2 separate regions of the Homo sapiens genome follow, and region 1 is linked to region 2. Evidence: read pairs that join two places in POLR2A ChIA-PET (ENCODE). Cell type or tissue: Caco-2. All regions are shown on one strand. Each heading gives the region's core, and the rest is flanking DNA. Links, peaks and the distances in the headings are about the cores only.

The links. Peaks named below come from ENCODE experiments on the same cell type or tissue, not always from the same donor. Only the 100,000 strongest peaks of a DNase experiment are listed, where the experiment ranks them.
Region 1: POLR2A ChIA-PET joins it to region 2 with 5 read pairs; 5 of 35 experiments call an interaction of 5 or more read pairs at or near these places.

Annotation. Positions count from the first base shown.
Region 1 is chr10:28,783,055-28,788,435 of GRCh38, reverse strand. The region is part of intron 2 of LINC01517 (long intergenic non-protein coding RNA 1517); the gene reads right to left. Among named protein-coding and RNA genes, the nearest start is that of LINC00837, 10 kb to the left of the region's middle. In Caco-2, for the core only: no CTCF peak of the experiment used is centred there; DNase peaks (open chromatin) are centred at 3,285 and 5,123.
Region 2 is chr10:28,681,849-28,687,229 of GRCh38, reverse strand. BAMBI (BMP and activin membrane bound inhibitor) reads right to left here. Exons shown (of 3, transcript NM_012342.3): 3 at 4,298-5,247. The coding sequence ends at 4,829. Among named protein-coding and RNA genes, the nearest start is that of BAMBI, 7.0 kb to the right of the region's middle. RefSeq lists an enhancer at 2,447-3,355. In Caco-2, for the core only: no CTCF peak of the experiment used is centred there; a DNase peak (open chromatin) is centred at 4,849.

The sequences.
Region 1 (5,381 bases), core at 240-5,239, 100 kb before region 2:
GTGTTTGGGCAAAGCTTCAGTACCAAGGAGTTACTAGTTGACAGCCTGAAGCTGAATCATCTCACGACACCCTTGAGACAGTGTGACATTCAGAGTAAAGACCACAGTAAAGACCACAACAGCTCAAGTGCCACATTGCACCCAGCACATTCTATTTTTAAAAGAAAGAGCCAAATTACCATTCTACCCATCAATCCCATTACTAGGTATATAGCCAAAAGAAAATAAATGGTTCTGCCAAAAAGCCACCTGTGCTTGCATGTGTATTGCAGCACTATTCATAATAGCAAAGACATAGAATCAACCCAGTGCCTGTCAATGGTAGACTGGATAAAGAAAATGTGGTACATATACACCGTGGTATGCTACAAAGCCATAAAAGGAAATGAAATCTTGTCCTTTGCAGCAACATGGTTGCAGCTAGAGGCCATTATTATTATTATTATTATTGAGACAGGGTCTCACTTTGTCACCCAGGCTGGAGTGCAGTGGCACAGTGTCAGCTCACTGCAGCCTCAACCTCCTGGGTTCAAGCGATCCTCCCACCTCAGCCCCCCAAGTAGCTGGGACTACAGGCACACACCGCCATGCCCGGCAAATTTTTTGTATTTTTTTATAGAGGATTTCCCCATGTTACCAACACTGGTCTCAAACTCCTGAGCTCAAGCAATCTGCCTGCCTTAGCCTCCCAACGTGCTGGGATTACAGGCGTGAGCCACCAAGACCGGAGGCCATTATCTTAAGCAAACTAATGCAGGAAAAGGAAACCAAATAACACATGTTCTTATAAGTGGGACCTGAACACTGGGTACACATGGACAGAAGGATAGGAACAACAGGCACTGAGGACTCCTACAGGAGGAGGAAGAACGGGAGGCAAAGTGAACTATTGGGCATTGTGCTCAGTACCTGAGTGACGGAATCAATTGTACACCAAACCTCAGCATCACGCAGTCTACCCAGGTAATAAGCCTGTACATGTGCCCCTGAACCTAAAACAAAAGTGGAAATTATTAAAAGCAAAGTATTTGTTTATATATCAAAATTCAAATAAATTTAAAAAATAAAATAAAAGAACTTACATAGAGCTCAATAAATGGAGAAAGAAACTCCCCAGGAAACACATCTAAAAGTGTCCAAAACCAGAACTGCAAACACAGACTATTATTATCCTTGTTTTCATTTTTAAAAGTTCCAGTTAGGAAAGATGATGGTTCTAGTGTTTCAGTGTACTAATAAAATCAGAAATGCCACTAAATACGGTCAATAAAAGATGTGACATCTCAAGGAGAACAGGTCATCTGAAGTCTGGAACATCCACAGGCACAAAGGCGTGTTCGGAAATAAAGTTTGGAGACAAACGAATTATCCAAGGAACGAAAAGAAGAGGGACAATCTAGACTTCATTTTATTAATGCCTTCAGGTAAAAAGCATGCCATTAGGAGTCAGGGATGTAGGTTTCAAGTCTTGCTCTGGAAGTCATTCAATGTATGACTTTGAACAAGTAATTCAAGCCCCCTGTGTTTATTTTTATTTCCACATCTATGAAATGAACTTTAGATTTGATCATCTCTAAAATCCCCGTTCTGCTCAAAATTTATATTGTCCTGAGAAACACTGGATTTTAAGTATAAATCTCAGGAAAATCCCTGTAGCATTTCAAAGACCTGTGAAGCTACAACGCTCAAAGAAACCTTTGTCCTGGTCTTCTGACCTGATCTCCCAGAGCTGCGTCTTACACTCCCTGTTCCAGGAGTTGGCAGTGGCAGAGTGGGCAAAAGCTGGTGTCTCCAACGTGATGGGTAAATGTCCGATGGAGAAAGCAGGGAATCCATAGATAAACACGGGAGGAAATGGCTTGAGAGTCTAATCAGGCTTACAGGTATGAGCACTGCACCTGGCTTTCTTCTTCTAATTTTGAAAGAAATTAAAACATTATTGCAGGTCCCTAAAAACCCCTGGGGCCTTGGGCACTGTGCCTCCTAAAGGAGATGCGGGCTCTGGGCTCTGACTTCTGGTTGTGCGAAGGCTCCATTTGGTGGTTGGTGGGAGGGGAGGGGATGTTGTCTCCTATACATTAAGGAAAGCCTAATCCCAGCAACAGTGAAACTCCTCATCTATACTTTTAGGGAGCACTGAGGGGTGAGACCATAAAACAACACAAACCCAAGTATTGTAACTCATATTCGCATGCTTCAACACATCCTTTGGTGATGCCTAAATAAAATGTACCTGTATGTACGATTACTCCAGTTAGTGACACACGAGCTGATACGCACAGTCGAAGCCCGGTGCTATCATCCAGTCCTGGGTAAGTTCATTAAAGTCTCTGTCTGTTTCCTCATTTGTAAAATGAGATGATGAACATCTGTAATCCAGAGGGCTCTTATGAGGACTAAATGGAGTAATATAAATAAAGAACTTAGCCCCATAGCTGGGATATGGTAAACACCGGGTAAACAAACATTAGCTAAAAATTGTTCAGACCGCCATCATCACTATCATCGCTGCCACCCATGAAGACAACAGAGCAAAATGGTCTAATTTAGAACCAACGTGGATAATCCAAGAGGTCTCTTGCCACATTCACATCATCTCAGATGAAGAGTTCAAGATCCAACTATAATTATCTGACTCTTATGTTTGGATAGATTCATAAGACAATAGGCTGATGATACAAAGAATAACACAATGTATGCAAACAATAAAGAACGTAAAGAAAAACCCAGGCAACAGAGCTACTCTCTAAAGCAGCTATGGGAAAAACAGAAAGTATTCTCTGTGGAAAACACTGCTGAGTATTATTCAAATGGGGGTGATCACGCCCCCAAAACAGAGTTGTCTAAACAAGAACTAGACACAATATCATGTGGGACCTTCACCTCTGCCAAGCACAGCTGAAGAGAAACCACTTATATCCCCAAAACTCAGCAACAAATTTTGATCAAGCAAAATAGCAAAAGAGGAAAGTAGAAAACTGAGTTTGCCGTCATGTATTTGGAGCATTTGAATGCATGCATGTTTATTAGACTGAGAAACGCATTATGAAGGAAGTAATTCAAGAAATTGCAATTAAGTATTTGAGAAGGAAACCAAAGTTAAGAGGGCATGAATTCTACCATGGGAACTGCAAGAAAAACAAACAAACAAAAAAAGGTATTCATGTCCTGGTGGGGAAAAGATAACCCCCGAGGAGATGAAAGAGACTCTTACAGAGAAACGAGACTCACAGATAAGGCAAGGGAGATGGGCCCACGGAGCCAGGTCAGTAAATAGCGTAAGAAATCTAAGTGACAAGAAACATTCAAAGGGATGTACACACATTGCTGGGAGGCAGCCCTTTTCCCACAAGAAGGGAAGATGTAATCAGCATGGGCTAAGGATAAGAAATGACTTCACCCCTACCCAGAATCACTTTTGCTTTGCCTGCCTTTTACACCTGAAAAAGGAGACTGTTCTTGGTGGCGAACAAAAGAAATGGGGTGGAAAGTATAGCAGTTTTCACTCTGGGCAATTAGAATAAAGTTAGCTGGGGCTAAGACCTGGGGCTGGCAGATGCAGTCAAATGCTCTGTGCAGATGCTTATTTGAGAGAGAAAATGAGACTGTTTGTCCCCAAAGATGGGAGAGTCAGCGTATATTAGCATGCAGACTGAGAAGGAGGCAGGACGCCAGGTCTTACCCGGGGGGCTGGCTGCAGAGAAGCTGGGCAGAGTGGGCCCATGGGAAAGGGGAGTCCTGCTTCAAGATCTTGGGGGGCTCAATGGGGTAGAGCCATGCCTGGAAAGAGGGGGCCTCAGCTAATGGTGCCTTTCCACCACTTGTCAGCCCCACCCCAAATGGACAAGAAGAATGTCCCATGGGATTGGGGGGAAGGAGGAGGAGAGAGAGGTAACACCATTATATGTGCAAAGGCGTTCTCATTCTTTGCTGCAACCTCCCTTCAGCCCAGCTATCAAGAAGTTAGGCCACAGCCACTACCACCTGGTCCTGGTCCTCATTATTTTTCCCTGGACTGTTGCAATAACTTCCTTAGAGGTCTTCTTCTACATATGCCTAGCCCCTCGACTCATCCTACACCCCCAGTCTCTCTGCTGCACAGCTGCCACCAGAATGATCTTTCCAAAGCCCAAATCTAATCATGTCTATTTCCCTCTTAAAAATCTCCAGTGGTTTCCCATCACCTGTGGCTGTCAGCAAACTATGACCTATGGGCCAAATCTGGCTGTGAACTAAGAATGGTTTTTACATGTATAAAGGGTTGTAAAAAATTAAATTTAATTACAAAAAATTAGCCAGGCATGGTGGCGGGCGCCTGTAGTCCCAGCTACTCGGGAGGCTGAGGCAGGAGAATGGCGTGAACCCAGGAGGCGGAGCTTGCAGTGAGCTGAGATGGCGCCACTGCACTCCAGCCTGGGCAACAGAGTGAGACTCCGTCTCAAAAAAAAAAAATTTAATTTAATTTAAAAAGAAATATGTGACCAGGCACAGTGACTCACAACTATCATCTCAGCACTTTGGGAGGCTAAAGCAGGAGGATCACTTGAGACCAGGAGTTCAAGGCCAGCCTGAGCAACATAGCAAGACCTCATCTCTATAAAAGAATAAATAAAATTAGCCTGGCAAGGGGGTACGGACCTGTGGTCCCAGCTATTTGGGAGGCTGAGGCAGGAGGATCACTAGAGCCCAGGAGTTCAAGGCTGCAGTGAGCTGTGATCCCACTACTGCACTCCAGCCTGGGCCACAGAAGAGACCCTGTCTCTAAATAAATAAGTAAATAACTGTATGTGACAGAGAAGTAGGTCACCTGCAAAGCTTAAAATGTTTACTATTTGGCCCTCTTTAGAAAGTTTGTCACCCCTATGATTTGGGTAGGGAACAAAAACAAAATCTAAATATAAGAAGATATATGAGACCTTTTGTGATCTGAACCGCCTGCCTCTCAGCTTCCTGTCCTCATCCTTCCTGCTGGAACTTTACCCTCCACAGCTATGGAACCATACATGGCTCCCAAAATATGCCAGGCATTCTCATTTCTCCTGCTGTCCTCTTCCTTTATCCTGGAATGCCAGGCTCCTCACAAACGTGAACTCTTTAGTCAAGCTTCAGCTCACAGACTGCATACTGCGTGAGTCTTGTCATTTATTTACTTAAGAGTCTGGCCTCTCGAGCCAGGACACTGCATCCACCCGTCTCAATGGCAAGTGTCACTTGGTCTGCAAATGCCAGCTCAACTGGAAACTTCCTAGGAGCAGGCTGCAGCATCTTATCCTCCCTGTAGCCCAGCATGTGGCCTGAAACATTGTCAACGTGCAACAATAAATAAAGCAATCATTACCAAACTACAAAGAAATAATTATTTAATAATAAGTAAACATATA
Region 2 (5,381 bases), core at 114-5,113:
GTCTTCCCTAGCAATAAATACTCTGAAATTCTAAAAAAGCACATCCCTTGGAAAATTGCTGCCTTGCTGGAAGAAGTAAATCCCCAACTGGTTAATCTCAGCTCTGCCACCTTCCTGATTCTATCCTCAAATTCCTGGAATGGCAGACAAATGAATTACACCACCACGCTGCAAAACAGTGCAGTGTTAGCAGATTAACAAGGACATGTTCAGAGTGTAAAATGTACTCCAAATAAAGAGTTGCCAAAATTTGAGAGTTGAATTTCGTCATTCTATGGGATCTCTAATTCCCCAAAAAAATCAATGATCTGCTTTTTTTGAGGCAGCAGATAGAGTCATATTGACAGGATGAATTGGGTAGAGGGAAGGGGAGTCAGTTGGGATCTGGAGCAGTCAATTTTTCTATTATAAATGTTGGTATCTGGAGCATTTAATTTTTCTATTATAAATGTTGGTATCTGGAGCATTTAATTTTTCTATTATAACTGTGACCCACAGAGTAACTAAATTAATTTCATCCAGGGTAATTAAATGATTTTTAACTCACTCCTCCACTTCCAAATTCACAAAGTTCTAAAAACTAGTTCTAGAAGTATTTGTATTTTGTTGGGAGCACCCGTGGGGCAGGCTGTAATCGATTGTGGCATTGAGAATCAATTGTTGAGAATGAACCAATCAGACATAAGCCACGCAAACAATATGGACACATTATCTGCTACCTATCAAATCCATTGATTTTCTCAATGGTTTGACCATTCGGAGCAGCTGAAACTCCAAGGGAACTTCATTCTATCAAATACTAGAAACTCAAGTAAGTTTATATGATTAAAACATTCTCATCAGTAGCCATCTGTATTATTCCAGAAGGAAACAATTACAAATGAACCTATTTAATAGGCATGAGAGGCCAAAAATAATAAATTGAAAATGAATATTTAAAATGCCATATCCAGTCTGCAGGTGACTGGCAAGTCTCAAGTATGCAAAGATCTTAAATATTAAAAAGCAATATTAATGTACGGTACAAATAATGGGCACAAGTTCTCAGATTTTAAGGAATATTATGTGGGCACAGTTTATGCAAGAATGTTGTGTATATGAATGAAAATAGCTACAATGTCTCTTCACAATAATCCTACAAGGTGTTACTACGGCCCCCATTCCACAGGCAACCACAGGCAACAAAAGTGAATATTCAAAGAGCTTACATAATTTGCCGAAGTTCGCACAGCTGTGGAGGTTTAAAGACATTTGAGCTGAGAGGCAGAGAAGAGGACCAATTAGAGGCTGTAAGGGAAAAAAAAAGCTATCCCGGCCCCAAAAGAGCCAGTTCCCTAGTCATGATACTAGATGCCACTGCTTTCAAGCTTTTAGCCTATAATCAACCCATATTGAAACCAGATTTATGAGCTCTTCAGAGGAAAGCTTTGTGATTTTCTAAAGCAGACATGTTTGGTATTTTATAAGGTCAAACCCCCTACGGTGTAGTGTTTTTAATAAAATCAGTTCAGCAGAAATTAGAGACACACCAGTCAATTTCTAGGAAGCCTCTAAGCCATTCAAAATAAAAGGAAAAAAAAATAACATAAAAGACATAACCATGCACAGATCAATTTTTTCAACAGTGGTAGAATGTAAGGAGTTGTAGATAGAAAATCATCTTGGCAAATTTGGTCCCATGTCTCTAGTTTGGGCAAATTTCCACTCAGAAAGGAAAATTCCTTTTGGGGGGAGTTCTATGACAATATTAAGCAAGGGTTGTTCCTGGTTAGCCTGGCCTTGTGACACCTCAGAGTAACAGTAAACATCTCTAAGACGGAAAAACAAATAAACCAGTCACCACCACTTCTGACATCACTGAATCAGGTAGACCCTGGACCTTATCTTAGTCCTTAATCTCTGGCTCCTGGCAACTTCTGCACTCTCACAGGGAAGCAAAAGTAAAATCTATATGTAGTTCTTAGTTACATCCAAAGTTGAGGTGCCTGCAGTATTTTCATAAGAAGGCGGATCTGACTTTCAGATTGGTGGTGAGGACACGTGTAAAAACTAAATGAATATCAAGAGAGAGGATTTTTTTAGGAAAAGAGGCAGGGCTGGCCTATTATGTGGCTAGAAGCGGAGCCCCAGAAAACTGAGAGGCCATGGGCACAGTGCCACCTCCCCACAGTACAGGGAGCTGTAAATAGCCTCGTGAATATACAATAGGAAGAACAAAGGCCCAAGATCAAGTGGAGAGGCTGCATGCATCCTCCATGAAGTTTGTGGTAACACCAGTCCAGACATAGGCCTCTCTGGGAGGAAGGGGTTCACTGATTTCAAAGTGTTTCAAAGCACATGACTTTAAATCCTTCATTGTTTTATTTCCTAAAGAATTGCAGAGTTCCTGGTTAACCTGTACTTGGAAAAAATGAGGTGAACCGGCCCTCATCAGGGCAAGCAGAGAAAAGAAACTCTGACTACGTAACAGATATAAAAACTGGCCACTTGAAGAATTGCTGAGCTTGCATAATGTCGTACATGAAATGAGAATGTACAAGGAGCAAGAAGTCCTTTCATCTCTAAACTACAATCTACTATAATGTGATCAAGAGCCAGAGTGGGGTTGGGCAGAGTGGCTCACACCTTAATCCCAGCACTTTAGGAGGCTGAGGCAGGAGGATCACTTGAGGTCAGGAGTTTGGGACCAGCCTGGCCAACATGGTGAAAACCCTGTCTCTACTAAAAATACAGAAATTAGCCAGGCATGGTGGTGGGTGGCTGTAATCCCAGCTGCTTCAGAGGCTGAGGCAGGAGAATCGCTTGAACCCGCGGCGGGGCAGGGGGCAGGGTGGTGTGCACCACGTGTGGTGTGTGGCGAGTGGGGTGGAGGTTGTAGTGATACATATGGCGCCACCGGACTCCAGCCCGGGCGACAGAGTGAGACTCAAAGAGCCAGAGGTGGAGGTGAGGGTGGAAATTTCACCAACAGACAACTTTGATCAATTCCCTTGACAGGTTTGAAGGGTTGGGTTCAACAATTCTTTGGCTTCCTCAAAAACTGACATACATAAAGCTTAACATCTTTTATAAAATATAAGGCATGCATGCAAGAGCTGCTCATCTTAAAAGGGACAGTACGAATGCTATCATTTATTAATATGTGTTTATTCCACAGCTTAGTTTTTTGGGGCAGGTGGTCTATTAATATTAATAAAAGAAAACCCCATACTCGAATATGCAGGCTGTAATTTTTTTTTTTTGAGATGGAGTCTCCCTCTGTTGCCCAGGCTGGAGTGCAGTGGCACAATCTCAGCTTACAACCTCTGCCTCCTGGGTTCAAGCAATTCTCCTGCCTCAGCCTCCCGAGTAGCTGGGACTACAGATGCACGCCACCACGCCCAGCTAATTTTTGCATTTTTAGTAGAGACAGGGTTTCACTATGTTGGCCAGGCTGGTCTTGAACTCCTTACCTTGTGATCCACCTGCCTCGGCCTCCCAAAGTGCTAGGATTACAGGTGTGAGCCACCGCGCCCGGCCTACGGGTTAACTTTTAAGCAAAAATTTCACATATACAAAGGAATTCAGAAGATACCCTCCATGGCATAATATTCTCACATTTAAAATAAGAAAGATCCACTGGGGGCACGGGAAGTACACAAATAAAGCATACGTTTAAATTCAGGATGGGCAATGTTATCAGGACAAAAAGTCTTATAAGAGGAAACATTGTTTCCTAGCTGTATTAGTTACTGGCTAAAGCCAATGTTCTATTTGGTTACATAAAGGATCATTTGGGAGGATGAAACCTAGTAGCAGTTATTTAAATCAATTGGTGTATCGTGTTCACTACAGAAAAGCTTTCTAAGTATTAAAAAAAAAAAAAGCATCACACTGTTGAAGCACAAGGTTTAAAATTAAGTGTGTTGTACAGTAAGGTTTGGCTAATTGGGGAGCCAAAATACTTAATTTGGCTTAGGACAAAATAAACTGGCCAATTAATCAACAGTAAAAGGAGACAGTGACTGACTTGAACAAAAAAACAGTTGTTTAGTTGGTTTTTTTTTCTTTTTTGGGTGGAGGTATACACATTGGAAAAGGTATTCCGGAACACCTGGATCAAAATGACCTTTGCTAGGTCAACTCCAGAAATTGATCAATCATATCTGACCTGGTACACATAAATTCCAGATCTCCTTCTTAGATGAAAGCTAAAACCAGAGTTATCCTATAGCCAGAATGTGGGTAAGACACTAAAAGATGGTCAGTATACATTTAGAAACTCCACACTGTAAGAAAATTACACAGGCACATGGAAGAATAAGCAAGATCTTGGTCTTGTTTAAAAAAGAAAAGAGAAAAAAAAAAACCAAGCCACATCCTAGAGTTGAGAACAAATTATTAACAGCAAATGGCCATTTGTATAATTAACATGTACTGTCTCACGTTTCCCAGTTAAATTTATGAAAGACACTATTAAATTTCAGACAAAATATATATATTTCTTTTAAATCTTTACAATAAATCAAGATGTAGAAGCTTACATAGGGCACATTTTTGTTTATTTAGGTACTCAATTCCAGCTCCCTTGGATGCAAATAACCCTGGTGACAGTGTGTACAAAGTCTTCTCTTTGCTTTTTATAATTTTAAAAGCAAATAACACATTTAACTGTATTTAAGTCTGTGCAAATAATCCTTCAGAAGAAATATCCAAGATTCTGTTTGCAGAGGTCATTTTGTCTCTCAAAGATGATTAAATGAGTTTGTCTTCAGATAAAGTGCTCCTGTCCAGCAGAACTCAAAAGGCCTTCAAGCTGTTCAGTAAGTGTAGTTCAGATAAGACTCCGTCATACGAATTCCAGCTTCCCGTGCCCACTGTACATGCCCCAGTGAACAAGCGAGAGGATCTTATCGTTGCTGAGGTCTGCTTGTCTCATTTTATCACAGGTCAGACAGCAGTTCTCGTGCCCACTGACCGGCACCATGCATTCCAAGTCTAACTTTGCAACCTGCCCCTTTTTGGAATGGTGTCCGTGAAAGCTGTAGTGCAAACGGGAGAGCATCTGTTGCCGCTGATCCTGCAGCCTCTTATTTTCACTTCGAAGCATCCTCAGGGCCAACATAATAAGCAACACTAAAATCAGCCCTCCAGCAATGGGCACGGCAATGACCGCTGCCCGGAACCACAACTCTTTGGAAGAAGTCAGCTCCTGCACCTTGGTGATAAGGTTTCTGCTACCATCATGCTGATACCTGTTTCCTTGTCCTAAAGGAGTACAAAGAAAATGATCAAACTCCATGCTAACTCCTCCTAGGGATATTCATAATCATCAATTCATTTTAACCAAGAATTCCATTAAAAAGAAGCTTACAATTAAATCAACGATATTTAGAAAACAT